7 separate regions of the Homo sapiens genome follow, and all the other regions are linked to region 6. Evidence: chromatin loops called from intact Hi-C (ENCODE). Cell type or tissue: MCF 10A. All regions are shown on one strand.

Region 1 (4,000 bases), 160 kb before region 6:
GGTTGTTGAGTCGCTCCCCAAATGCGCAGTTTCTTAACTCCAGGTGACATCCGTCTTTTGGAGGAACGAGTGAAGGCCGTTTAGGCGAAAGAGGGGTGGGTTTCAGTATTTGGATCCCTTCCCCCAGCTCTGCCAATCTCAGGTGTGTTTACGGTGGAGGTGACAGAAGGAAGGCGCGTCGGGGGACCCAGGCCTCGCAGGTCTTCGGCTGTCAACGAGGCACCGCCCACTGACTCCGCGCTTCGTCCCTCACAGCGTGGGGCTCGGCGCTGCGCCAGGCCCGGGTGCGGGGCGGAGCTAGGCTGGGACTGGCTGGGGGCCGCCCCGCCCGGCGCCTGGGCCTCCGCGCCGGCCCCCGGGGAGGAGTTATGATAATTTCCTTCTCATTAAGGCGCTCGGGTCCCCCGGCTATCGCCAGGACACACTGTTCGGGCGCGGCTTTCCCCGTCCGCGGAGCGGTCTTGACACTCGCGGCGGCAGCATCTACGCTCGCAGAGCCGCCGATGCGTGTCCAGTGACCCGGACAGCAAGGCCCGCGCGCGGCGGGGGCGGCGGCAGACGCCTGGTCACCGTGACCCCGATTTTGGATTTACCGCTTGGGGGCTGGGGGGATCCTGGATTTAACTGGCGACTGTTTTGGGGGACGCCGGACGCCATGTTGTGGAAAATAACCGATAATGTCAAGTACGAAGAGGACTGCGAGGTGAGCTGGGGCTCCGGGGTGCAGCCCCGCCCCGCCGAGGACAGTCCGGGAGGCAGGGGCCACTGGACCGAGGTCGGGGACGAGGGCATAGGAGCCCTGGCCTCTCGGTGGGACGGGATCCACTTCTCCGGACACCCCTTAGTCCATTTCTGCGGGGCCCCTTTCCTGTATAGGGCCTTTTCCTAAATAGCCTCCCCTCGGGAACGAGGCCTGGAAAGAGAATGGCAAATCCCACCCACACAGCTTACCGGGCGCTTTCCTAAGCGGCAAACAGCCCTGCTTCCCGTTTTCTCGGAAAAGTGCCCCGTCTGCAACCCTCAGACGTGGCTTTTACGCACGAAGTCTCTGTCCAAAGGGGTCAGATGAGGCTACCTGCTAGCGACACCTTGGCGGACACTCCTCCAAGGCCGGCTTGTCACCTGCCCCGCTACCTCCTCGGGGAAGCACGAAAACAACCGAAGTTTGGCTTTCAAAAGAAGTGGGGGCTGGGGAGTGGTGGTGGGGGTGCCCGAGGCCAGATGGGGCCGTAAGAGCTCGCGAGTGCTCCAGCCTGTCGGACAGGTTGAGCTAGAGTTTCGGAGAGTGGGAGGGAAGAAGGAGGCGGCGAGCGGGAAGAGGAAGAAGACGCAGGCAGCGCTAGGCGAGCTCAGGGGCGCCGGGAGCGCGGAGCTCGGGCTACGGACTCGCGGGAGTTCACTGCGCCTCCGGGCCCTGGAGGGCTGCCCCTGCCCGCAGGCCCGGGCGCTTCCGCCAGGAGGCGACAGCGCCATGTTCCTCCAGGTTCCCGGCGCCCCGAGACCCCTGGGCAGATGGGGACGCATCCTTTAGAAACTGAGTCGGGCCGCCCAGGGGCGAGGGAACGTGCGCGGGCAAGGCTGCCCAATTTCCAGGGTTCTTCATGCCCCCTCTGCGCCCCGACGTGCGAGAACACTGCCCTTGGCAGTGCAGGGCGCCCCCACTTATTACTCCCCTCGGCTGGGCCCGGCCAGCAGGGAGGGCCGCCCTGTGCGCGCGCTCCCTCTTCACTTCCCAGGGCGGCGCAGGGTGGCGGGCCCTGCTTTCCGAGCGCCGCCCGCTCGGAGGTCTTTGTCCCGAGGGCGTGGAAGGGAGGGTCCCGGGGGCGGGGGAGGTGCGCATTTCCCGCGCCGCGCACTCTATCCGCGCCTGCCGCGCTGCCACCTCCAGCAGTCCCTGCGTCATGGGCGGGCTCCACGAGATAGCTCTGCACCGGGCGTCCGGCTCCTTCGCCCCGGGCTCTGGCTCCTTCGCCCCGGGCTCCGGCCACGGACTTTTCTGGCCCAAGACCCAGGGTTCGGACTTGGCGCCTCCAAGCGCCTCGGGCTTGGGAGCAGCGCCTAGACCTTCGCCGCCGGGCTTTGAGAACTCGTTCCCCCAGGTCTTTCACCAGACTCTCCTCCCTCCCCGCACTCTTTGCTTACAACGAAATCCTCGGGGCGCATTGCCCCCGGGTACCTTCCGACCCTGGGCAAGCCCCGCCGGGCGGGGTGCGGTTGGTCCCCCGGGGCCCTCTGCGTAGCCCGGCGATGCCGGCCAGTTCGCAGTAGCGGGGTTTCGCACTAACGGGGTCTCCTGTTTTTTTTTTTCCCTCCAGGATCGCCACGACGGGAGCAGCAATGGGAATCCGCGGGTCCCCCACCTCTCCTCCGCCGGGCAGCACCTCTACAGCCCCGCGCCACCCCTCTCCCACACTGGAGTCGCCGAATATCAGCCGCCACCCTACTTTCCCCCTCCCTACCAGCAGCTGGCCTACTCCCAGTCGGCCGACCCCTACTCGCATCTGGGGGAAGCGTACGCCGCCGCCATCAACCCCCTGCACCAGCCGGCGCCCACAGGCAGCCAGCAGCAGGCCTGGCCCGGCCGCCAGAGCCAGGAGGGAGCGGGGCTGCCCTCGCACCACGGGCGCCCGGCCGGCCTACTGCCCCACCTCTCCGGGCTGGAGGCGGGCGCGGTGAGCGCCCGCAGGGATGCCTACCGCCGCTCCGACCTGCTGCTGCCCCACGCACACGCCCTGGATGCCGCGGGCCTGGCCGAGAACCTGGGGCTCCACGACATGCCTCACCAGATGGACGAGGTGCAGGTGAGCGGCGCTGCGGCTCCTGACCGGACCTGTTCACCCTACGGCCTTCTGCCCCCACCCCGCACTCCTCTAGGCTCCCCCGAACTTAAGGGAATTTTGTCCTCTCTCCCCCAGAATGTCGACGACCAGCACCTGTTGCTGCACGATCAGACAGTCATTCGCAAAGGTAAATAGCAAGGTGGCATCGTCTAACTCTGGTCACACGATCTGGGCTTGTGAAGTTGACTGGCAAGGTTGGGGGTATTTGGTGGCCAGCGTGGGACATTTGTGGTAGAAGGGACTGAAAGGGATTCATGGAAGCTAGATTTTAGGAGTGACAGAAAGGGATTTCCCTCCGACCTCCTAGGAGCTGTCTCTTCATCTCCGGAGTTGTTACTGCCTAGTTTTTTTTCTTGGAAAAATGTCCATGAATTCCAGTGGGTGTTTCACAATGTGAGAGAAAGTCTTCCAGAGCGAGTGAACACTGATTTAACTTGAAAAACAACAAGAAAAAAGTCACAGGCACACCTTCGTTGAGTGGTTGGTTCTGTAACAATTTTAATTGTTGAATAAGTTGTGATTTTATTTTTGATTTCAAACACGTGTATGGAAAACCTCCTTAATTCTGACCTGCAAGAAAAGTTTTGAAGCAATTTGGCCTACCAAATGAATACCTGTAAAAGGAACAGAGCTTGGAATGATCTGTCAGAGGGAGAGTTTTGCAGGATGGGGAGGAGGGGATTTGGAAAATTGGATTACTTGGTGAGTGAGTGGTTTATGAAATTAAGTTACTTAACTGACAGGATTACCAGGATTACCATTTTGACTGTTTTGGGAAATAGAGTAGGCCTAAATTGAAGGTAGTTTTGGCCTGTTACTTGAACTGCTTAAATGGATTGAGGATGGAGGAAAAATGGATTTTAAAGAAAAACTCAGAAAAGACTACAAATTTTCAGTAAACTTAGAACGTATTAGTTTGGATGATTAAATTTACTGTGATCAACTGCACTGAAAAATTTTGGAAAGAATCTTAATGTGTCCTATGATTTTGGTTGTTCTTGAGGGGAAAAAACTCACCGTTTATTTAGTATTGAAGCAGTCTTCTGAAAACAAATGTTCTAATTAAATAGTTTTCAGCAGCTGCTAGGAAAAAAAAAAAAAGAAACCCTCCAAGCTTTGGATCTTCACTAATTAACTTCCCAAGGTGTTAACTTGTGAAT
Region 2 (4,000 bases), 87 kb after region 6:
CCCTAGGTGCCGCTCAGCAGCTCCGGGCTCTGAGCCAGTGAGCCGGTGTACCACGCAGACGGCTTGATTTTTCTTCCCACCCGAGCACGGGACGGACAGTCTGCACTGGGCGGGCAAGAGCATGGCTGAGTTAATGGGTTCTTGGGTGAAACTTTCAGAGGGACACAGGCCACTGTTGAACTCAAGTTCTTTTTGTAAGCTCTAGCCCAGCGGTCCCCAACCTTTGTGGCCCAGCGGTCCCCAACCTTTGTGGCACCAGGGACAGGTTTTGTGGAAGACAATTTTTCCACGGCCCAGGGCGGAGGGTGAGGTTTTGGGATGAAGCATCAGTCAGTCGTTAGAGTCTCGGAAGGAGCGCACAACTAGATCCGTCGCGTGCGCAGTTCACAGTAAGGGTTCGCGCTCCCGTGAGGATCTAAGGCCGCCACTGATCTGGCTGGAGGTGAAGCTCAGGCGGTGATGCTCGCCCGCCCGCCGCTCACCTCCTGCTGTGCGGCCGGTTCCTAGGAGGCCACAGAGCAGTCGGTCGCAGCCCAGGGGTTGGGGACCCGCTCTAGCCCCATCTGACCTGTAATATTGTTCCGGCTCGCCTTTCCGTGCATTGCAGTTTCCCTTTGAAATTCACCATTTGCCAAGGGACAAGGGCCCCTCTTTAAAGGCAGAAACATATCAGGAGCTATTTTAGATCAGGTTCCCTAGGAACAGGGCAAGCGGCTTGTTGGGGTGCTCTCAGGAGAAGAACAACCTCTAAGGGAGAGAAGGAAGCAGGAGAGGGAGAGGAAGAGGCCAAGCACAGCTCCGGCTCAGCTGGAATCTACAGCCAGCCTGACCCACGGGGAGCTCTGGGGCATGAATGGCCACACGTGGTGTCTTCCTACCTTGAGGCAAAGGAGCGGGCTTTTGTATCCCCATCGGGTCATGGGTGCTCAGGGGAGAAAGCTCAGGGGAGAAAGCATGTCTCTCTACCCCGGCATCTCCAGGCAAACGGCGTCAATCCCTGAAGGACAATTGTCTTAGGAAGATTGCATGTGAAGCTCTTATCCACAGCCCTAGAGCTGCGGGGGATGCATGTGCCGTCTACAGAGGGACGTCTGGGCAGGGAACTTAGAGCATATGCTCTAAGAGTATTGGTGAGCGCCCTGGGGACGGGGATGAAGAGAATGCAGAGAGAGAGCCGGTGCATGCTGGCCAGACACTTGCTGGGTACTCCATGCTATTTCATTTGACCTTCACGACAGTTCAAAGGAAGCTTCTATCATTGTTATTGTTCCATTCTACAGATGTGGATATTGAGTCTTAGAAAGATAAAAGGATTTTTCTAAGGTCCCTTTCTAGAGGTTGAAAGAAGCAGAGCAGGAATTTGAACTCAGGCCGATCTGACTCTGGATCTGTTACCACTGCAGAGCTCTGCCTCCCCGATGCCAGAGAGCAGCGTGGCGGGTCTGCGCTGGGTCAGAGCAGAGCAAGGCAAGGTCTCTTAGCCCCTTGACGCTTCCATACCAGAGTTGGCCTGGCCTTTGTCTCCAGGCTCGGCACCAACCAGGAAAGCTGCTAGCAGAGCCGCTGGTCTGGCCAGAGACTCCACCCAGTTGTTGCAGACAGGGTGGGGTGTGTGGTCCAGTAGCCCAGTTCCTCTCACTGGGGATCCTCAGCTGCAGCTGCCTTACAGGTTGTGCAGTCACTTCTGACTCAGAGGCTGCCCAGCCTCCCGGTTTGCTGATTCTGCAAAATAAACAGTCCTGAGCTGCTGCTTGCTTCATTTGGAATGCCTGGTCTTCCTGGGAGTGGTAGAGGACAAGAGTACGTTTAGGACGCTGTGAGAAATTCACTGACGGAACTGGTCTCCCCCAAACTGCAAAATATGGTGCTGAGGGTGTGCTCCCAGGGAAGCTACACTAGGCAGACTCTCAAGCTAGACTGCCTGGGCTCAAATCCCAGGCCCATCTCTCAGCAGCCACATGGCCCAGGGCAAGTCACTGAGCCTCCCTGAGCCTGTGGATAATCAAAGGCACTTTCCTTGAGGAGTTTTTGCAAGAGTTAATTGAGATAATTCATGGAAGGTGCTTAGTGCTTATTAATTTTTATAATCATGATTTTAAAAAGCAATTCTCCTTGCATTTAATTCAACAAGGTTTCTGGAAGACCTTATTTTAAAGGATCTCCCAGCCTTGTGAGAGAGACAGGTCACTGGAAAATCTATGAAATTTGGCTAAGGCCAAAAGGACACCCCCTCCTTTATCAAAGTACTTTAGAGATGTTATTTCATTATGTCCTGGCCTCCATGGGTTCTGAAGAGAAGTTAGAAGTAATTAGCATGTAACGGGCTGTTTTTCCTCTGGCTGATTTTAGGATCTTCTCTTCATGTTTGACTATAGTGTGCCTAATTATTGTTGTTGTTTTCGTCCTTCTTGGGGTTCACTGATCTTCTTGAATCTGTAAATGTATGTCTTTCATCAGATTTGCAACATTTCAGATATCGTTTATGATTTTTTTTTTTTTTTTTTTTTGAGATGGAGTCTGGCTCTGTCACCCAGGCTGGAGTGAAGTGGTGTGATCTCGGCTCACTGCAACCTTTGCCTCCTGGGTTCATGCCATTCTCCTGCCTCAGCCTCCCGTGTAGCTGGAAATACAGGCGCCCGCCACCATGCCTGGCTAATTTTTTGTATTTTTTAGTAGAGACCGGGTTTCACCGTGTTAGCCAGGATGGTCTTGATCTCCTGACCTCGTGATCCGCCCACCTCGGCCTCCCAAAGTGCTGGGATTACAGAAGTGAGTCATCGCACCAGGCCATGATTTTTTTTTTTACCCTATTTTCTATGTCATCTCCTTCTAGGTCTAGAAGAGTCAGTGTTAGACCTTTCAATGTTGTCCCATAGGTTGCAGAGGCTCTAGTTCAAATTTTTCAAATCCTCTTCCCCTGTTTTCAGATTGGATAATTTCTATTTATTTATCATCAAAACAAGTGACTCTTCTGCCATTGCCAATCTTGTTGTTAAGCTCCTCCAGTGAATTTAAAAATTCAGATTTTTTTATTTCTAGAATTTCTATTTAGTTCCTTTTTTATAGTTTTTGTTTTTCTGCTGAGATTTCTTACTTGTTTATTACATGCTTACTGTCATTTATAATCCTTGAGCATACGACTGGCATAAAATCCTTGTCTGGTCTGGGCACGGTGGCTCATGCCTGTAATCCCAGCACTTTGGGAGGCCAAGGCAGGTGGATCACCTGGTCAGGAGTTCAAGACCAGCCTGGCCAACATGGTAAAACTCTATCTCTATTAAAAATACCAAAATTAGCCAGGCATGTTGGTGGGCACCTGTAATCCCAGCTACTTGGGAGGCTGAGGCAGGAGAATTGCTTGAACCCAGGAAGCAGAGGTTGCAGCAAGCTGAGGATTGCGTCATTGCACTCCAGCCTGGGCAACAGAGTGAGACTCCATCTCAAAAAAAAAAAAAAAAATCTTTGTCTGGTCATTTCAGTTCTAGGTTATTAAGAGGTTGTTTTCCATCAATTGCCTTTTTTCTTAAGCATGGGTCACATTTACCTATTTTTTTTTGAAGGCTTACTAATTTTTAGTTGCATTCTAAATATTATGAATTGTATATGTAGAGATTCCAGATGCTGTTGTGTTTCTCTGAAGAATATTTATTTATTATTTATTTTCTAAAGCATACAGTTAACTTGGCTAGACTCAAACTATAAAATTGATCCCTTCTGCAGTGGTCCATGGCTAAAATATCTGTTAAGTTCTTTTACCTTGCTGGACTTCTTGGATTCTGACTTTCAGTCTTTTCAGGGATTAGCTAGAGACCAGGTCAAATTTTAAACAAATAAGTTAGGGCTCCTTCTCTCTGCTTCTCTCTGTTTTGGAATTCCTCCTTCCTTTGAAGTAATTTGAGAATGTGATTGTCCCAAACTCCAGCCTATGGTTCTTCAACTCAGTGAAACTGTGGCTTTTTTGTCATAGCTTTAACCCTCTTGTTCTAGAAGTGGGTCTTGG
Region 3 (4,000 bases), 99 kb before region 6:
CCTACCTCAGCCTCCCAGGTAGCTGGGATTACAGGCTACCATGCCTGGCTAATTTTTGAATTTTTAGTAGAGACGGGGTTTCACCATGTTGGCGAGGCTGGTCTCAAAATCCTGACCTCAAGTGATCTGCCTGCCTCGGCCTCCCAAAGTGCTGGGATTACAGATGTGAGCCACTGCACCCGGCCAACACTGGCAGTTTTAACAGTGCCTTAGGCTGACAGCTGGGTACAATGGTGCATGCCTGTAACCCCAGCTACTAGGAGGCTGAGGCAGGAGGATCGCTTAAGCCTAGGAGTTTGAGGCTGCAGTGCACTGTGATTGTGCCTGTGAATAATCACAGCAACCTGGCGACAGAATGAGACCCTGTCTCAAAAAATAAGAGTGTCTTAGGTGATTCCACCACGGAGTCAGTGGTCAGCACTGAGAACCAGGATATTAAAGCCAAATTCGGCCAAAGGTAGTGTCTCAACATGTGCCCCCATACCATTCATTCTTTCCGTGTCAGGTAACACGTGGGTGATCTTCAGTGTTTTAAATCTGGGAGAGGGGACACATGGGTTTTAATTTTTGTTACATTTTGAAAATAGTTATAAGATTTACTTTAAAATAAAACTTGAGCTGGGCGTGGTGATGGGTGCCTGCATTCCCAGCTACTTGGGAGGCTGAGGCAGGAGGATCATTTGAGGTCAGGAGTTCTGGGCTGAAGTGTGTTAGCTATGCTGATCTGGTGTCCACACTAAGTTCAGCATCAAATATGTTGACCTCCCAGGAGCAGGTTGCCTAAAAGGAGGGGTGAACACGCCCAAGTTGGAAATGGTGCAGTTCAAAACTCCTGTGCTGATCAGTGGTGGGATGACGCCTGTGAATAGTCACTGTACTCCAGCCTGGGCAACATAGTCAGACCCCATCTCAAAAAAAAAAAAAAAACCAAAAAAAACAACCAGACAAACAGACAAAAAATTGAACTTGAATCGAAGACTTGGGGTGGACTTACCTGGTTTAGTCTCCGCATAGCCCTCTGGGGACTGGATTCCACTTTTCCTTTTACAGGTGAGGAAATGGAGCCCCTGTGGGGTTGAAGGACTTGCTCCAGGCTGCACAAAACCTCAGGCTGACTCTTTCCAAAGCAATGCTTGACTTCTTGGGAGGGTTTTTAATTTTTTTCCCCAACACCCTCCTTTCCTTGACAAGCTCCTGAATATCAGAGAAGGCCAGAGAGGATGGTGTCCTGTGTTCCTGAAGGCAGGAAGTGTTTATTGAGCCCCTACTAGCTGCAGAGCTAGGCATGAAACTGTCACAGTGAACAGAAAAGGGCCCTGCCTTATGGAGTTGGACGTCCACCGTGGCAGACAGGCCCCGCGGGGAGTTTGGGTGAAAAGTCGTTGAATGTCAGGCAAGCAGCGGCCCCGGTGCTGCTGACCTTGTCTGGGAGGATCAGGAAAGTTTCCTGGGGAAGAGGCAGGGAGATCTGAGCTGAAACATGGAGGATGAGGCTGTGGCTGCCTGTCTTTAGTGCATGGAAGAGAATTCCTGGCAGAGGGAATAGCACGTGTGAGGACCCAGCTGGGGAGTCCAGGGCTGGCACCTGGAGAGCTCTGGGAGGGGCTCTAGGTGGAGCTGGAGAGGGCAGAAGTGGGAGGGAGGAGGGAGGCAGGTTCCGCACCACCCCCAGGGGGTTAAATTAGACTGGTGAGTCAAGATTCCAAGAAGACGAATGGCTCTCCTGCCAGAATTTTAGGCAACTCCACATTCCAAGACAGCCCACAGCTTCCTCTAACAGCCACGCTGTTCCCAGCCCTGGTGGAGGAGGCAGGAGCCGGCCACTAGCTGGGACACTAGGTGAGAGGTTAGGCCTCAGGTTGGCATCTGGGTCGGATGACAGAGTCGGGTGGAGGAGTCCAAGACACTGGAGACCCTCAGGCCCAGGCTCAGGGTTCCCAGTCCTGCACCTGTTACCTGTCTGCATTTGCGTCCTTGGGAAACAAACTTTGAATCAGAGATTTATGTGCAGGCAGTTTAGTGGGGCGTTTTCTCAAGAGCTGCACCTGTGAGGGAGGGTAAGCAGCTGGGCTGCAGTGCTGAGGTCTCGGCTCTTCCTCATGGGAACTCTGAGCCAGGTGGGCGCTTAAGAGATGTTCCCAATCAATCAAGGCCAAAACTTATCTACCAGTCATCAGACGCAAGCTGTCCCTCAGGGAAGGGGCCACGGGATCAGATGAGGCAACTCTGAGGCTGAGGGCAATTCCTGGGGAGTTGCTTGGCTGTGAGCTGCCAGCTCCCGCTCCCAGCAGCCACAGGAATGGAGTGTCCTGGTCTGGAAGGGTGGATCTGCAACCACAGCATCCACTACAGCAGCTGTGTGACCTGGAGCACACAGCCTAACCTCTCTGAGCTTCCTTTAGGACCACAGCATCCGCTACAGCAGATGTGTGACCTGGAGCACATGGCCTAACCTCTCTGAGCTTCCTTTATGCAAAATGCAGTCACTGGGCTGTTGGAAGGATTCAGAATATTGCATATAAAGCACCTGGCCCCAGTCTTGAGCTCCAGGAAGCACCCAGGAAGTGTTTGTTTAGTTGAAAGGATCAGTGAATGTGTTGCTTCATAATGAGAATGAGTCTGAGAACCCCCTTTCTGGTGAAAAGATCACGGGCCCAGGAGTCAGGAGAGAGTGGTCGCTTCCAGCAGTAACTGGTTGTGTGACAGAAGTATGATAAGACCGTAGGCTTTACATTTAGCTCTCTGGGCGTTAAATTCTTTATCTTGTAAACAGGGATAATGACACCTGTGCCACCTTCTCCTAGGCTATCTCCTCCTCGGTGTTGGGAAACTGAATGGAGATCGTGCGATGGGAGGTGAAAGCTTTGAAAGGGAAAAGATATCATCAGTTTCTACAGGTGGGGTGGGCGTGGCAGCAGGTGGCAGAGCAGGAAGTGGCCTAGGTGAGCCAGAACCCTGGTCAGGCGTGAGTGCAGCCCTGCACCCACATAAGCTCACACGTTTGCACAGGCTCCCTGGCACATGCATGCCCCTGCATGCATGTACACACAATCATGTGTACCCCAGTAATGCACCCACTCACAACCACCAGAGCAAAACAAAGACAAGGAGTGGAGCTGTCTGTGGTGCACCTGGGGCCCCAGCTCCCCTCCCAGCCCATGACTACACTGTGGAGGGCTGAGGAATGGGGTTGCTGAGAAGGAGCCCAGGCTGGGGGCCATGTGCATGCGGGTCAGGCTGGCAAAGCCGTCTGCCTGCCTCTTGTTTTAGGCTGCCAGGCTGGGCAAAGGCCACGTGCTCGGTGGAAGAGCCCAAGCCAATGTAAATGGGCCCCTTTGGAAGTAGGGCTCATCTGGAGAGCAAGCAAGCAAAACAAGCTTAGCTTTTCATTTAGGGACCGTCACAGAAAACTCGGAAATGCACCAAAGAGTTAATGGTATTTGGCGCTGATCAGTGGCATTGAGGGTGCTTTCTATTTCCGTCCCTTTGATTCCACTCATTTTTCTATGTCAACATGCATTAGCATTGAATGATTATCAGGATCGTCAGTGTGGGTTGGCTGAAGATATTTGTTGATGGTGTTTGTCCAGCTCCTTTCCCTGCCCCCAGCGCCTCAGTGGCCCTCCTGTGCTCTGAGCGGTTCTGCTAGGACTGTGAATTGTGAAAGCTTGGACCCGGTGCTGTGAGGTGGGAGTGTGGGCTGGGCCTGGTAATCTGCAGCCCTCGTCCCCAAGTCCATGGGAATTGTCACATGGCCTGTGCTGGGCTAATCAGAATCCTGCCTTGTCATGTTATAGGCTGACCCTGGGGAGATAAGCTCTCCCTGAAATATTAACATTGTTTCTGGCCATGTTCCCTTTCCCTTCACCACCGAGAGAAGCAGGAGGGAGGGAGGGAGAGAGAGAGAGAGAGAGAAAGAATGATTGTAAGATATGATTCATTATTTTATGTACAACTGTGATGGTTAATTTCATGTGTTGACTGGGCTACGGGATGCCCA
Region 4 (4,000 bases), 240 kb before region 6:
TCAGGTTCATTCCAGCCATCCTCCTTCCCCTTCTTTACAGCTTCTTTCTCCAGCAGCAGGAAACCTGGCTTTCATGATCTATATTTACTTATATGTTTGATATAGTTTGGATCTGTGTCCCCGCTGAAATCTCATATTGAAGTGTAATCCCCCATGTTGGAGGTAGGGCATGGTGGGAGGTGATTGGATCATGGGGGTGGATTTCTCATGAATGGTTTGGCACCATCCCCTTGGTGCTGTTCTCATGACAGTGAGTGAGTTCTTGTGAGATCTGGTTGTTTAAAAGTGTGTGGCATCTCCCCTCACCCCCTTGCTCCTCCTCTGGCCATGTGACGTAGCTGCCCCTCCTTTGCCTTCCACCGTGACTGTAAGTTTCCTGAGGCCTTCCTAGAAGCCCAGCAGATGCCAGCACCATGCTTCCTGTACAGCCTGCAGAACTGTGAGCCAATTAAGCCTCTTTTCTTTACAAATTACCCAGTGTCAGGTATTTCTTTATAGCAATCCTAATATAGTGTTCAATTCTAGTACACATACAAAGAGTTGCAAACCCATAGCCCATTAAGAACATATGTATTAACTAGATTGCACATTTGGGGACAGCTCATTTCATCTTGAGCCTCACAGTATCCAGTCACGATGTTATCTTCTAAAGTTACTCAGTGTGGCTGGGCATGGTAGCTCACACCTGTAACCCCAGCACATTGGGAGGCCAAGGTGGGGGTGGATCACTTGAGGTCAGAGTTCGAGACCAGCCTGACCAACATGGTGAAACCCCATCTCTACTAAAAACACAAAAATTACCCAGGCATGGTGGCACGCACCTGTAATCCCAGATACTCAGGAGGCTGAGGCAGCAGAATCACTTGAACCCGAAAGGTGAAGGTTGCAGTGAGCCGAGATCGTGCCACTGCACTCCAGCCTGGGTGACAGAGCGAGACTCAGTTTCAAACCAAAAAAAAACCCAAAGTTACTTAATGCGTTTTTCCTTCCCTGGCCCCTTTAGGTGGTTGTGTTACTTATTTGTTGTTTGTAGTTTTGTGTGTTTTTTAGAGACACTGTCTTGCTCTGTTGCCCATGCTGGGGTGCAGAGGTATGATTATAGTTCACTGCAGCCTTGACCTCCCGGGCTCAAGCTATCCTCTTACCTCGGCCTCCTGAGTAGCTGGAACTACAGGTGTGCAACACCACGCCTGGCTATTTTTTTTTTTTTTTATTTTTTGTAGAGATGGGGTCTCATTTCATTTGTTATTTGTTAGGTTCATTTGTTAGTGTTTGTATTTCATTTTGGGTTCCTTTTGGATATGGCATGAACAGTAGATACTATGGGCCTGCCACGGTGGCTCACGCCTGTAATCCCAGCACTTTGGGAGGCCGAGGTGGGTGGATCACCTGAGGTCAGGAGTTCAAGACCAGACTGGCCAACATGGTGAAACTCTGTCTCTACTAAAAATACAAAATTTCGCTAGGCATGGTGGCACACGCCTTTAATCCCAGCTACTTAAGATGCTGAGGCACAAGGATTGCTTGATCCTGGGAGGCAGAGGTTGCAGTGAGCCAAGATCTCACCACTGCACTTCAGCCTGGGCAACAGAGTGAGACTCCATCTCAAAAAAAAAAAAAAAAAAAAAGAGTAGACACTATGGATATTCTTTTGGACTTTGCTCTTTTTCGCTTGGCAGTGTGTCCACAGGTTACTACTCCATGTCAGCTCACAGAGGTCTTTCTCTTCTTTTTTTCCAGTTGTACAGAACTTCATTGTGTGAACGTGCCATAGTTTACACAGCTGTGCTCTCAGATATGAACACGCAGGGAGCATCCAAACATTTGAAATGACAAACAACAGTGCAGGGCCTAACCTTGTGCCTGTGTATTTTGGTATTGCTGAAGCTGTAATTTCAGGGTAGATACCTAGAAGAGTGATCGTAGGTTAGAAAGGTAAGTGCATATGCAGTTGTGTTAGGTATTGCCAAATTTCCCTTTAAAAGGATTGTGCCAATTTGTATTCTCACAAGAGATGCTAGTACAAGTGTTGAGACTGATGTGTGGCTAGATGGCTGGAGAGCTGGCTGACATCTCACCCCGCAGCATCAATGTTAGAACCGGTGCTTACGCGGCTTGCAGTTACTAGAGAGAGCCACTAGATGGCAGATACAGCCCATCACAGACAACAGTGAGCACACCTTTTTCCAGATTTTGCTTCAGGGGCCTTTGATAACAATTGTGTAAGTTGAAGTAATAGAATGTTTCTAAATGACTAATAGCACAACAACTAGCTGTTTTGTAGGTTGTTTTTTGTTTTTTTGAGACAGTCTCGCTCTCTTGTGCAGGCTGGAGTGCAGTAGCTTGATCTTGGCTCACTGCAGCCTCTACCTAACCTCCGAGTCCAAGTGATCCTCCTGCCTCAGCCTCCCGAGTAGCTGGACTACAGGCACATGCCACCATGCCCAGCTAATTTTATTAATTTTTTGTAGAGACAGGGTTTCACTATGTTGCCCAGGCTGGTCTCAAACTCCTGGCCTCAAGTGATCCTCCTGTCTCGGCCTCCCAAAGTGCTGGGATTACAGGCATGAGCCACCACTCAGGCCACAACTAGCATTTGTAATACTAGTAGGAACAGTAACATTATTTTTATTAGCAAGTAACATTTTTCATTTGATTATTCATTCATACAGTAAGTGTATATTTGTTCTATGTGCTGTTATAGGCACTGGGATGAAGAGATTTAAAAACAAACACAACCATCAGCCTGCATAGAGCTTTCATTCTCCTGGGGGAGAGAGACAGTAAGGAAATACAAAAGCCAAATACATAGTCTATTGGGGAGCGTAGGTGCTATGGAGAAAGCACAGAAGGGGAATAGGGTGTGTGTGCGTGCCTGTGTGCACATATATGTGCATGCGTGCATGTGTGTGTGTGTGTGTGTGTGTATGTGGTGAGCAGGGTAGTTAGTTTACAACCTTAAACAATGTGATCAGGGAAGGGCTCACTGAGAAGCAGCTGACTGAGAGAGGAAGCTGTAAGGACAAGCTGGGAGGGGAGGGTGTACGGCAGGAGGAATGGGCCAGCAGAGAGCCCGCAGCAGGAGCAGCCTGGCATGATGGAGGTGCCAGTGCAGGGAGAGAAGGCGCGAGCAGCGTTGGAGCGGGGTGTGGACCTTGGAGACCCTGTAGGCTACTGAAAGGACTTTGGATTTGTCCCCGTGAGAAAGGAGAGCCATGGGAGAGTAAATCAAATCCCTCAGAAGCCCAGAAAGCAGCTGTCCTCAGCTCACTCCTCTCACCGCAGATCACCCATTCACCAGGTACTTACTGATGGCTACCATGGGCCAGATGTGATCCCAGGATTTGATCGTGAGAGGAGCTTGTGTCAGAGTGTGTGAACCAGAGCAACTCCATCTTAAACAGGAGCTGGGTAAAATGAGGCTGAAACCTACTGGGCTGCATTCCCAGATGGTGAAGGCATTCTAAGTCACAGGATGAGATAGGAGGTCAGCACAAAATACAGGTCATAAAGACCTTGCTGATAAAACAGGTTGCAGTAAAGGAGCCAGCCAAAACCCACCAAAACCAAAATAGCAAAAAGAGTGACCTCTGGTCATCCTCACTGCTACACTCCCACCAGCACCATGACAGTTTACAAATGCCATGGCAACGTCAGGAAGTTACCCTATAGGGTCTAAAAGGGGGAGGCATGAATAATCCACCCCTTGTTTAGCATATCATCAAGAAATAACCATGAAAATGCACAACCAGCAGCCCTCGGGCCTGCTCTGTCTATGGAGTAGCCATTCTTTATTCCTTTACTTTCCTAATAAATTTGCTTTCACTTTACTCTATGGACTCACCCTGAATTCTTTCTTGCACGAGATCCAAGAACCCTCTCTGGGGGTCTGGATCAGGACCCCTTTCCTGTAACACTTGGACTCTGGACCCAGCGGGCTCTGACAATCTGGGAGTGGCGGGCAACAAGCCTTCCTTCCCAGAAAGGGCACACGTGCAGT
Region 5 (4,000 bases), 78 kb before region 6:
AGCTCCTGGCGACTCAGAGATAAAGACCACAGAGGCTGCCCTTGGGCTGCCTGGGTTTGCCTGGAATCTGGGTGCATTTCTTGGGGCTCCCAGGACACACTAACATGAACTTGGTGGCTTAGAACAACAGAAACCTATTGCCCCACAGTTCTGGAGGCCAGAAGCCTGAAGTCAGTATCATTGTGCTGAAATCATGGTGTGGGCCGGGCTGCGCTCCCTCCGGAGGCCCCAGGGGAGGCCCCTTGCCTGGCCTAGCTTCTGATGGTTCCTGATGTCACTTGACTTGTGGCCACTGCAATCTTCAAATCCCACGTCTCCATCTCTCCTTCTGCCCTCCTCTTCTTAGAATGCATGTGATTGCAGTTAGGGCCCCCTTGGCTAATCCAGGATCACCCCCATCTCCAGCTCTTTAACCACACCTGCAATGATCCTCTTTTAGAAGGTAACATTTACAGGTTCTGGGGATTAGGACCTGCTACGTCCTGGGGGGGCTTTTATTCTATTTCCTGCAAACTCCTTCACTTACAAGCTGTGTGGGCAAGACACTTATCCTCCCCGTGCCTCAGTTTCCTCATATAAAAATAGCTGATACTCTGCTTTTTGTTTTTTATTTTTTTAAGACAGAGTCTTGCTCTGTTGCCCAGGCTGGAATGCAGTGATGTGTGATGACCGCTCACTGCAGCCTTGACCTCTCAGGCTCAAGTGATCCTCCTGCCTCAGCCCCCGGAGTAGCTGGGACTATAGGTGCATGCCATCATGCCCAGCTCCTTTTGTATTGTTTGCAGAGACAGGATTTCGCCGTGTTGCCCAGACTGGCCTTCAACTCCTGAGTGCATAGACCTGCCCACCTCAACCTCCCACAGGTGTGAGCCACCACACCCAGCTGACGCTCCGCTTTTTAACAAAAGAACCCACAATCTCTAGCTGGCCACAACGTCGTTCAAATACAGACAGCATTTTCCAGGCCCCCTTGCAGCTTCACAAGACCACGTGCCCAAGTCCAGCCAATGGGACGTAAGCAGGGGTTGATGTGTAGGGCTTCTGGGCAGGGTCCTACTCCTTTCCTTTCCTCATTTATGCCATGATGTTTAGAGGACTGGGACCGCCATCTTAGACCATGAGGTGAATTTGGGAGTGGAGGCCAACACGTCATAGGTTTTTATGAAGATTAAATAAGAGGCGCACATGGAGCCTTGAGGAGGGGCCTGACACGCACACATGATCCATGGGGGCTTATTTCTCTTTCCCTACCGCTCCTTCTTCCCCCTCTTCCCCTTCCCCCTTCCCCTCTACCTCTTTTCTTCCTCTCCCCTCCTCCTCCCCCTCCTTTGTTCCTCCCCTCTTCCTCTTCCCACTCCCCTCCCGGCTTCTCTTCCCCCTTTTCCTGTCTTCCTTCCTCTCCCTCTCTTTCTGTCCCTCCCCTTCCATCCCCTCTCCCTCCTCTCCCTCCTCTCCCTCCTCCTCCCCCTTTCCCTCCTCCTTCCCCTCTTCCTCCTCTCCTTCCTCTCCCTCCTCCTCTTCCTCCTCTCCCTCCTCCTCCCCCTTTCCCTCCTCCTTCCCCTCTTCCTCCTCTCCTTCCTCTCCCTCCTCCTCTCCCTCCTCTCCCTCCTCCTCCCCCTTTCCCTCCTCCTTCCCCTCCCCATCCTCCTCTCCTTCCCCCACCTCCTCTCCCTCCCTCTCCTCCTCCTCTCCCTCTCCCTCCTCCTCCTCTCCCTCTCCCCCCTCCTCTCCCTCCTCCTCTCCTCCTTTCCCTTCTCCTCTCTCTCCTCCCCTTCCTCCTCCTCTCCCTTCTCCTCCTCCCCTCCCTCCTCCTCTCCTCCTTGCTGCTGTTTTACTTCTGCGTCTGGGGTTGCAGATCCCACAGGCAACCTTGCGGACAGCATGCGGCCTCTGACAAGTGTTTCAGGGGCTCCTTGAGCGGTGTGTTTACACACGCCACACCCACAGCTTGCTTTTTTTAGTCATTCTTTATTAGTAATAAAAACAACGCATTACTAAGCAAGCCACTGCACTGGGCACTTAACATGCCTTGTTTCCAAACTCTCCAGCAATTACTAGGTAAAATTATTATATTGAATCTTGTGTTATCTTTATGAAAGTCATAGCTATCATTCCCTAATTTAAAGATGAAGATATTGAGGATCAGAGAGGATGTTGCCCGTTCACAGTCCCACAGCTTGTTGTGTTGGAATCAGGGGTCAAACCAACTCTTACCCTTGACTTGGGCTTCCTTCCATGGTAATGTATGGAGCCCGCACAGGGAACTGGCTCTGTGTTAATAAATATTGGGGTTACTAAGGTGAAAAAGATCAACCTCCACCTTCGAGGAATTCCTCATGGAAGGGTTATGCTGCGCTGGGAGACTGTTTGGGGTCAGGTGCTTGAGGTGGTTTCCTGGAGAAGACATGATTTGAACGGAGCCACAGAGAATGGATAGGGTGTGTATAGACAGAAAACGGAGTGAGCTGGGAGTGGCTGGGAGGCTGTGAGCTGGACATGGCTGGGAGGCTGGGGGTGCTGGAAAATCAGGAGGTGGACAGTTTGTCCTGGGGTGAGGATCTTGAGTCTACACAAAGTAATGCTTCCTCCTTTTAATCAGAGATTATGAATTTCTTTCTCTTCCAAGAAAGTTTTGCTTTGTTTTATTTTTTTGACAGGGTCTCACTCTGTCATCGAGGCTGGAGTGCAGTGGCATGATAAGGGCTCACTGCAGCCTTGACCTCCCAGACTCAAGCGATCCTTCTGCCTCAGTCCCCAGAGTAGCTGGGACTGCAGGCGTGACTGCAGGCATGCACCACCACACCCAGCTAATTTTTTGTATTTTTAGTAGAGATGAGGTTATGCCATGTTGCCCAGGCTGGTCTTGAGCTCCTGGACTCAAGCAATCTGCCTGCCTCAGCCCCCTCAAAGTGCTTGGATTACAGACATGAGACACTGTGCCCAGCCATTCTTTAATTTATGTAAATGGAATGCATATTCACTGGGAGGAATGTGGAATATACAGACAGTCACAGAGCAGGCCTCTCCACCGGAGACTTCCTGCTGTCAGGTCAGCAGCAGGCGTGGCTCACCACCGGGAGCCCTTCCCAGCACCGGGCACCCTGCTGTTCACTCGCCACTCACCCCTATATTCCCAGACATGCAAACTGATATACTGTAGATGGGCACGACCCTCTGTGTCTTCTTGTAATATTAAAAAAAAATTGGGGGCCCGGTGCGGTAGCTCACACCTGTAATCCCAGCACTTTGGGAAACCAAGGTGGGCAGATCACTTGAGGCCAGGAGTTTGAGACCAGCCTGGGCAACATGGTGAAACCCCATCTCTACTAAAAATACAGAGATTAGCCAGGTGTGGTCCATGCCTATAGTCCCAGCTACTCAGGAGGCTGAGGCAGGAGAATCACTTGAACCCAGGAGGCAGAGGTTGCAGTGAGCCAAGATCGTGCCACTGCACTCCAGCCTGGGCGACAGAGTGAGACTCGGTCTCAAAAAAAAAAAAAATTTTTTTTTTTGAGCCAGGCATGGTGGCTCACACCTGTAATCCCAGCACTTTGGGAAGCTGAGGTGGGCGGATCACTTGAGGGCAGGAGTTCAGGGCCAGCCTGGGCAACATGGAGAAACCTCGTCTCTATTAAAAATACAAAAATTAGCCAGACGTGGTGGTGTGTACCTGTAGTCCCAGCTACTCAGGAGGCTGAGGCGGGAGGATCACTTGAACCCGGGAGCAGAGGCAGAGGTTGCAGTGAGCCATTGCACTCCAGCTTGGGCGACAGAGTGAAACCCTGTTTTGAAAAAAAAAAAAAAACAATTTTGGCCAGGCGCGGTGGCTCACGCCTGTAATCCCAGCACTTTGGGAGGCCGAGGCGGGTGAATCACAAGGTCAGGAGATCGAGACCATCCTGGCTAACACAGTGAAACCCCGTGTCTATTAAAAAATACAAAAAAATGAGCCGGGCGTGGTGGCGGCCGCCTGTAGTCCCAGCTACTTGGGAGGCTGAGG
Region 6 (4,000 bases):
CTGTCACCCAAGCTGGAGTGTGGTGGCGCAATGTCAGCTCACTGTGACCTCCACCTCCCACGTTCAAGCGATTCTCCTGCCTCAGCCTCTTGAGTAGCCGGGACTACAGGTGTCTGCCACTGAGCCTGGCTAATTTTTGTATTTTTTGTAGAGACGGGGTTTCACCATATTGGCCAGGCTGGTCTTGAACTCTTGACCTCAGGTGATCCACCTGCCTCAGCCTCCCAAAGTGCTGGGATTACAGGCGTGAGCCACAACGACGGCCTATTTTTATTTTTATTTATTTATTTTTTAGATGGAATCTTGCTCTGTCGCCCAGGCTGGAGCGCGGTGGCGCAATCTCGGCTCACTGCAACTTGCACCTTCTGGTTCAAGTGATTCTCCTGCCTCAGGCTCCTGCGTAGCTGGGATTACAGGCGCCACTACCACACCCGGCTAATTTTGTGTATTTTTAGTAGAGACAGGGTTTCACCATGTTGGCCAGGCTGGTCTCGAACTCCTGACCTCAAGTGATCTACCTGCCTCAGCCTCCCAAAGTGCTGGGATTACAGGTGCGAGCCACTGAATTCTGCCCTATTTAAATGAAGAGAAGACAGATCCTCGACCACAAAGAGAAAGTGGTTCGCTTCTGTTGCTTACTGTGGGGTTGGCGCTGTGGAACGTCCCAGCCTCCTCTGAATTCATCTGGAAAACGGGTTTAAAAATTCTTACTTCCCTGCCTCCTGCCTCCTCCCTAGAACGGACGTCAGTTGGGATGAATCAGAGCCTCGGTATTTTGGCTCAGCCGTTGTTTTGGCAATAAGAATGATTAAACAGATAGTTTATTTATTTTACTCTCATCTTCTGTACCCACATCTCTGGAAGAGCTGTGTTCATAGGTGTGGAGACAAGTAAAGAGCTTTCTGACGAGTCAGAAGCTGGTCATGGGAAGGAAATGAGGGCATCTCCTAGGTAAAGGAATTTTTATTTTCTCACTGGATTTCTTCTCACTTTAAACTGGTTCTTTTGTGTTCTTACTTGGCTGGGAATGTCTGGAAGTCAGCACTCCAGCTGCTGAACTCCAGAACTCAGAAAAGATGCACATAAATAGACTTTGGTTGCAGCATGAAATATTGGGTTAGACATCAAGAGGGACTTTCTAGTCAATGAGATTGTGTAGGCAGAGGAAGAAATGGAGGAAAATCATAAAACTTTCTACTCTGTGGGAAAGGTAGTTTTCTGGGAGGCACTCCAGCGCCTTTGGGTGAGACCTTGTGCCACGTTCCCGGAGGCCTGGGTGGCAGCAATGAAAGGAGGAAGTGAATGCAGCCCTGATGGCAGGCTACTGAGGACAACGCAGCACTGCTCTCCCATTTTACAGCTGCAGAAACCGAGGCAAGATCCTGCAACAAATATTTACAGAAGGTGTCTGCATGCCAGCCTTATTCTGAGTTCTGAGGACACCGCAGTGAGGGAGGCAGAGTACTAGCAAACAAGGTCATGAATATGGAATGTGATATTGTGCAATGATGGGGCTGGACAAGGAAGTGAGCGGTAGGGAGGGATGGAAGCTGCTGTTGAAAGAATGGTCAGGGAAGGCCTCTTTGGGGCAGGGTCATGTGAGATGAAATGACTCACCCAGGGTCATTTAGACCCCAGATACAATTGAGTCTGCTTCCCTGGCTCCTAGTCAGGGGTTCCTCCAGGGTGTTTTTGGGCCTAAGTAACAGAAAACCCAACTCAAAAAGGCTTACGCCAAGAAAAAAAAGTTTGTCTAAAAAAATCCAAGGGTAGAACTTGTTTCAGGAATGTCTTGATCCAGGATCTCAAATCACATTGCCAAGCCCTGCCCTCTCTTATGTCTCTGCCTCTTCCACAAGGGTTCTAACTCCCAGGCTCCCTGTGGGAGCAGGAAGGTGACAGTGTTTCCAGGCCCACGGCTCCCAGGTTCAAGCTGGCAAGAAAGAGCTGCTCCATCCTCATCCATTTGAACAAAAATGCTGGGCCTGACTCCCTCAGCCAGGTTTGGGTAACAGACCCGCTTTCTGAACCAATGGGAATAGCTAGGGGGATTTTCTGCATGGACTGGGCAGGCTGTGTCCCAGGCCCATCCTGGAGCCCTGGGCTGTGGGAAGGGAGGGAGCATCCCCAGGTGAAGTTTTGACCCTTGTTAGCAAAGGAGGAAGGATGATTCAGGCCGGCCCCAACCTAGCCATGAAAGTGCTGCCTGGCCCCCTCTCTGTACTGTGTCCACATCCATCATTTCCCCCAGGCTTTATTGAGCACCTGCTGTGTGCGTCCATCTCTGTTTCCCAGAGCTTAGACTTCAAGGTATAGGAATTGTTTTGTTTTCATTTTTTTTTATAATCCTCCAAGATCTTCCAGTCTACTTGAAGAAACAAAAGCCACATCCTGTTTTTTATCCTGTCTTTTTGTGGCTTGCTCATGGCATGAATTTTCTAGCTGTCAACAAAGGGAGGGGCGCTTTTGGGCTGGAGGAGTCAAGAGGCCTTCAGGAAAAAGGAGGGCTTTTGATACATTTTCTTTCTTTCCTTCCTTTCTTTCCTTCCTTCCTTTCTTTCTTTTCTTTCTTCTTTCTTCTTTCTTTCTTTTTTTTTTTTTTGAGACAGAGTCTTTCACTGTTACCTGGGCTGGAATGCAGTGGCCTGATCTCAGCTCACTGCAAACTTTGCCTTCTGGGTTCAAGTGATTCTCCTGCATCAGCCTCCCCAGTAGCTGGGATTACAGGTGTCTGCCACCACATCCAGCTAATTTTTTGTATTTTTAGTAGAGATGGGGTTTCACCATGTTGGCCAGGCTGGTCTCGAACTCCTGACCTCGTGATTTGCCCGCCTTGGCCTCCCAAAGTGTTGGGATTACAGGCGTGAGCCGCCACGCCTGGCCCAGTGCATTTTCAAGGGTGGCTTATATCAGGAGAAGGTTGACAGAGGCTAGAACTTGATAGTGCATGCAGGCTATGGTGAGCGGGACACACACCGTGTGATTATGACTTTTTGGGATGTGTGGTTAAAATGTGTGTAGTTCTTGAACCACTGAGGTTTATAAGATTATAAGGCAGGACACAGGCACATGTTTATCTTAGTAGTCAGGTATTTATTCCAAGTTTATGTTAGAAGCAACTATGTTATTAACTTATCAGACCTGGATAACATTGTTCAGGATGAAACTAAAATTAACAAAAAATAAAAGTGGCAGGGAGTCCATTTAAACAAATATCATACATATAGGTGGTAGCAGACATGGCAAAAATGTTGTTATGAGAATGAGTAAGGCTGGGCGCAGTTGCTCACGGCTGTAATCTCAGCACTTTGGGAGGTCAAGACGGGCGGATTGCTTAAGGTCAGGAGTTCGAGACCAGCCTGGCCAACATGGTGAAACCCCATCTCTACTAAAAATACAAACATTAGCCAGGCATGGTGGCGCATGCCTGTAATCTCAGCTACTCGGGAGGTTGAGGCAGGAGAATCACTTGAACCCAGGAGGCGGAGGTTGCAGTGAACAGCGGTCCCGACCCTGCACTCCAGCCTTGGTGACAGAGCAAGACTCCATCTCAAAAAAAAAAAAAAAAAAAAGTAAGTTTTGGGAAATGCTGGTCTAGCCCTCAGATTCTGGAAGCAGAAAGACATGGATTCAAATCTCAGACCCACCCCACATGTACAGTGAAGCTTTGGGCCAGCTGCTTCACCTTTCTAGCCCTCAGTTTTCTGACCAGTAAAATGGGGCTGAGAATGGGATAGGAGCAGTCTCACGGGAGATGTTCAGGAATCTCTGAGATGTGGTTATGTGAAATGCCTCTTCTCCAAGGGGACATTCAGTAAGTTAACTCTCCATAATCTGGATTATTTTTCCCAGGAAAGAAAGAAAAAAAAAAAAGGCCGTCCAGCTACATGTGCAGGAAGTGCAAGGGCCAGAGGTGGGAAGGAATGTGGCAGGTTAGGGAGACTGCTGCAGTGGGGTGGGGTGGTCCCTGCAGGAGAGAGCAGGGATGGTGTTGTGTCAG
Region 7 (4,000 bases), 190 kb after region 6:
CGTGACACCATACCTGGCTAATTTTTTCAGAGATGGGGTTTCACCATGTTGGCCAGGCTGGTCTTGAACTCCTGACCTCAGGAGATCTGCCTGCCTTGGCCTCCCAACATACTGGGATTATAGGCATGAGCCACTGTACCTGTCCTGGATCTGTTTTTAAAGCAAAACCTGGCGTCTCCCACCTTCAGCTGGCCGCTGGAGCACTTCAGACTCCATCTGGGGAGCGGAGTGCCTTCCAGGCACTTTCCCTCTGCCCCAGGCTGGCAGCACAGGGTCCCACTCGCCATTTGGGGCCCCAGAAGGCAGAGGGGCCCGGGGTGAGTCTGAGTCTGCTCCCTTTGCAGTGAAGGCAGACTCCAGGGAGCTGGCCTTTCAAATGCAGAAAACAATTGTCCTGCCTTCCAAGCAAATGACAGGGGCTCATTTTGGAATCTTCCAGTTGCTCCTTTCCCCACTTCAGATCTGGGACTGCTTTTTCCAGCCTCTGCAGAAGGCAGGCCTAGCAGGCACCCTCAAACAGACTTCTAAGTGGGACTTTCAGTGCCAGGCGAGGTGTCACCCAGGACCCCCCACCCATAGGCTGAGGGAAAGAACAGTGCCAGATGACACCATACCTGCCACCTGCATCCCCTCCCGGGTGTGACCCTGGGCAAGTTACATGGCTTCCCCTGCAGTCTCAGCACTGTCTTCCTTACTGGCTGGTGAGGAGGGTCCCATGGAAACTGGCTCCTGGCAAATGCTCCGCTAAACAGAAAACGGGAGATAGGCGTGGGGGTGGGGGCACAGGTGCCAACGTGGTGCCTTCAATTTGCTTCCCCCCTCCATTTTGGGCTTTTCTTGGTTTGTTAGTGACTAATGGGACTTGGGCAAACTCTCAGGCGCATCCAAAGGAGAAGCCGTACTTGGAAATCAGACTCTATCCCCTTGAGTCAGATGAGGATGAGAGACTTGATCTCATTTCTGCCAAGGCCACAGGGCTGGATCCTGAGAACTCAGCATGACTTGGACCTCCCGAGGCCTCTGGGTGAGTGATAGGGCTCTGGAATCTGAAGTCCCAAAGCTCAGTGGGCAGAATGGCCTTGGCCCTGAAGCTCAGTGTTTTCCCTCCTTTTCTCTCCAAGGATCAAAAGCCAGTGACTTTCAAACCCGACCAGATCCCAGGTGTCCTTGGAGATTTCTCAGGACTGCCCCCGGGATGGAAAAGCCTCCTTCCACCTTTTGTGGCCTCAGTTTCCATGTCCTTGAGATTTCAGCAGGGACAGCGCCAGGATCCTTAACTAGGAGACACGTTGTAGACATACCTAGGGGGAGGCCTGGGCATCCGTCTTAAAGCTGCATTTATTTGCAAAATAAGCTCAGTGTTTTTATTTGTAGGATAAGCTAAGTAGATTATGTAAAATCTCCACGTCTCCCATCCATATTGCCAGTGTTGTGTGGTTCTGGGTATGATTGCACCCTGAAAAAAAGTGTTCTATGCCGAGGAATGAAAATTAAAACCCACAAATCTAACCTCTCGAGTGCACGCACGCACGGTAGTCACTTAGCGCCTCCCATGAGCCAGAGCTTTCATTTCCCATCCAACTCTGGAAGTGCTGCTTTTCTTGTTATCCCCACTTGCAGATGCAGAAACGGAAGCTCTGAGGGATGGCCTCGCCCAGCACACACCTTTGCAGAATTTGCTTTCAAAGCCAGGTCTCTACTACCATCTCCAGCACGCTGCTGAGCCTCTATGTGCATTAGAAAGTAAAATCACAGATGAATTTCTCAGCCATCTCAACGCGCCCCATCTCAACGCGCCCCATCTCACATTCATTATCATTTGCTTTGAAGGATTTTTTTCTTTTTGAACAGAAGGGGCACCTGGCTTTCCTACTCTGATTTGCAGATGTGTGTTGAAGGAATGGAGAGAGTAGATTTTGCAGTTATTCCCTCTGGGCCCTCCGACCTTCTTGGAGACCTGTCATGCAGGGTTAGCAAAGCCATTTCAACACACTACTGTGGTGTGGACAACCAACACAGACTTTGCTGCCCCGGAACAGCTCCCCACTGCCACCTCCACCCCAATTCTCTAGCTTTTAAAGCCTTTCACTTGGCAGGAAAACGCTGCCCCCTTCTGGCTTAAATGGACAGGCACGTCCAGGGCAAGGATTCAGATTCCTGTGAACGTCATTCAATGTGAATAATAGGCGCACTGAAGACCAAAGGATAAATCGGGGTAAACGGGGCAGGGCAAGACAATGCCGCTGGGCGGAGATGAAGATTTTGCGATACCCTCTTCACTTAACGAGATTCATGCAGTCCCTTCGGGGCAACAATAGCATTGCCACCAGTTGCACAACCCAAGATGTTGCTGACAGACTGTCCTCTGTGGAAGAGGTTATAAAAGCATCTATGATTTCAGAAGGGGCAATAACTCCAATAACTAACACAGTCTCCAGGGGTGACTCTCAAGCCGTGAAAGTCAGGACAGCGGCAGGAAGCCCCACACCGCCAGCAGGGATCCTTGGCTGCCAGTGGAAGCTGGGCTTGGCTTTGTGTGGGTTCTGCGCTCCTTCGCCCAGTTTCAAAACCTCCCGCACCTGTGTCTTTCTCCATGCAAATGAGCCCAACAGGAAAAACAGGCGCCTGTGGAGGTTTCACAACAACCTAGAAGCTGTCCCATGCCAGATCTCTGTCGGTGAGAAAATGTGTGTGGATGCTGACTTCTAGAAGACTCCAAAGCGCTTGTCTTCCCCACTCCCCATTTCCAAAGGCTGAGACTCCTCTGCACTCCGAGTTTCCTCCCACGCTTCGTCTGAAGAGTGGGTTTTGGGGAGTGAAGGATAGAAAATATCTGAAGACTCTTCCCTATGACTTAAGACATGAATTTTCTTCTCAAGTCTTGAACTAAAGTCAGAAAGTGTTTGCAAGAAATGTTCTTCTAGGTCCCACATCCACGGGACCAGATGATGCCTGGGTGAGCATGTTTTTTATGTATTTATTTATTTTTGAGATGGAGTCTCTCTCTGTCACCAGGCTGCAGTGCAGTGGCGTGACCTTGGCTCACTGCAACCTCCACCTCCCAGGTTCAAGTGATTCTCCTGCCTCAGCCTCCCAAGTAGCTGGGACTATAGGCGCCTGCCACCACGCTCAGCTAATTTTTGTATTTTTAGTAGAGACGGGGTTTCACCACATTGGCCAGGATCATCTTGATCTCTTGACCTCATGATCTGCCTGCCTCGGCCTCCCAAAGTGCTGGGATTACAGGCATCAGCCACCACACCCAGCTGGGTGAGCATGTTAAAGATCCCACAGGGAAGGAGCATGAGGGTCAGATGGGGGGAACATGGGGACCAGTTGGAGATGGAAAATGAGGGGTCAGATGGGGAAGGAACAGGAGGAGGTTAAATGGAAGAGGAACATGAAGGTTCAGATGGAGGAGGAATATGGAGACACAGATGGGGAGGAATGTGGGGGTCAGATGAGGGAGGAACAGGAGATCAGATAGGGGAGGAACGGGAGGAAGTCAGATGGAGAAGGAGCATAGAGGGTCAGATGGGGAGGAACAGAGGTCAGATGAGGGAGGAACATGGGCATCAGATGGGGAAGGAACAGGAGGAGGTCAGATGGGGGAGAGCATGGAGGCTCAGATGAGGGAGGAGCATGGAGGGTCAGATGGGAGAGGAACAGGAGGAGGTCAGATGGAGGAGGAGTATGGAGGCTCAGATCGGGGAGAAGCATGGAGGGTCAGATGGGGTAAGAACAGAGGAGGTCAGATGGAGGAGGAACTTGGGAATCAGATAGGGGAGGAACAGGAGGAGGTCAGATGTGGGAGGAGCATGGGGGTCAGATAAGGGAGGAGCACGGAGGGGCAGACAAGTCTGCTCTTCTGGCCTAGCTTGGGCTCCAGAGACTGGCATCCCCCCGGGCGGGTTGGCCTAGTGTGTGTCTCTGCTCTCCTTGTTCTTTGTAGCCTGTTTTTGTCCCACCAGCCTGTGAGCACCGTGTGACTGGGACCCGC

The links. Hi-C counts contacts between places; a loop is a spot of excess contacts. Peaks named below come from ENCODE experiments on the same cell type or tissue, not always from the same donor. Only the 100,000 strongest peaks of a DNase experiment are listed, where the experiment ranks them.
Region 1: a loop joins it to region 6, with 12 times the contacts of the local background. A loop is called at or near these places in 7 of 110 quality-filtered maps.
Region 2: a loop joins it to region 6, with 2.0 times the contacts of the local background. A loop is called at or near these places in 2 of 110 quality-filtered maps.
Region 3: it touches region 6 in a loop (8-fold over the local background); 2 of 110 quality-filtered maps call a loop at or near these places.
Region 4: a loop joins it to region 6, with 4 times the contacts of the local background. A loop is called at or near these places in 4 of 110 quality-filtered maps.
Region 5: a loop joins it to region 6, with 4 times the contacts of the local background. A loop is called at or near these places in 5 of 110 quality-filtered maps.
Region 7: it touches region 6 in a loop (4-fold over the local background); 3 of 110 quality-filtered maps call a loop at or near these places.

The regions. Positions count from the first base shown.
Region 1 is chr20:56,628,890-56,632,889 of GRCh38, forward strand. It overlaps TFAP2C (transcription factor AP-2 gamma), which reads left to right and starts at 417. Exons shown (of 7, transcript NM_003222.4): 1 at 417-703; 2 at 2,316-2,801; 3 at 2,916-2,967. The coding sequence starts at 656. RefSeq lists silencers at 328-387, 444-738. In MCF 10A, a CTCF peak has its summit at 1,505 (motif pointing right); DNase peaks (open chromatin) are centred at 282 and 1,362.
Region 2 is chr20:56,873,555-56,877,554 of GRCh38, forward strand. No RefSeq gene overlaps it. Among named protein-coding and RNA genes, the nearest start is that of TFAP2C, 250 kb to the left of the region's middle. RefSeq lists an enhancer at 1,691-2,336. In MCF 10A, no CTCF peak of the experiment used is centred here; a DNase peak (open chromatin) is centred at 1,687.
Region 3 is chr20:56,687,784-56,691,783 of GRCh38, forward strand. It overlaps the pseudogene RN7SL170P. Among named protein-coding and RNA genes, the nearest start is that of TFAP2C, 60 kb to the left of the region's middle. RefSeq lists an enhancer at 2,508-3,103. In MCF 10A, no CTCF peak of the experiment used is centred here; DNase peaks (open chromatin) are centred at 1,708 and 2,238.
Region 4 is chr20:56,548,661-56,552,660 of GRCh38, forward strand. No RefSeq gene overlaps it. Among named protein-coding and RNA genes, the nearest start is that of FAM209B, 17 kb to the left of the region's middle. In MCF 10A, a CTCF peak has its summit at 2,143 (motif pointing right); a DNase peak (open chromatin) is centred at 2,161.
Region 5 is chr20:56,709,343-56,713,342 of GRCh38, forward strand. No RefSeq gene overlaps it. Among named protein-coding and RNA genes, the nearest start is that of TFAP2C, 82 kb to the left of the region's middle. RefSeq lists enhancers at 2,331-2,944, 2,945-3,558. In MCF 10A, no CTCF peak of the experiment used is centred here; DNase peaks (open chromatin) are centred at 1,929 and 3,039.
Region 6 is chr20:56,786,980-56,790,979 of GRCh38, forward strand. No RefSeq gene overlaps it. Among named protein-coding and RNA genes, the nearest start is that of TFAP2C, 160 kb to the left of the region's middle. RefSeq lists enhancers at 1,382-2,141, 2,142-2,900. In MCF 10A, no CTCF peak of the experiment used is centred here; DNase peaks (open chromatin) are centred at 362, 812 and 1,522.
Region 7 is chr20:56,972,467-56,976,466 of GRCh38, forward strand. It overlaps LOC105372683 (a long non-coding RNA gene), which reads left to right and starts at 2,169. Exons shown (of 4, transcript XR_936898.3): 1 at 2,169-2,956. In MCF 10A, a CTCF peak has its summit at 2,118 (motif pointing left); a DNase peak (open chromatin) is centred at 2,105.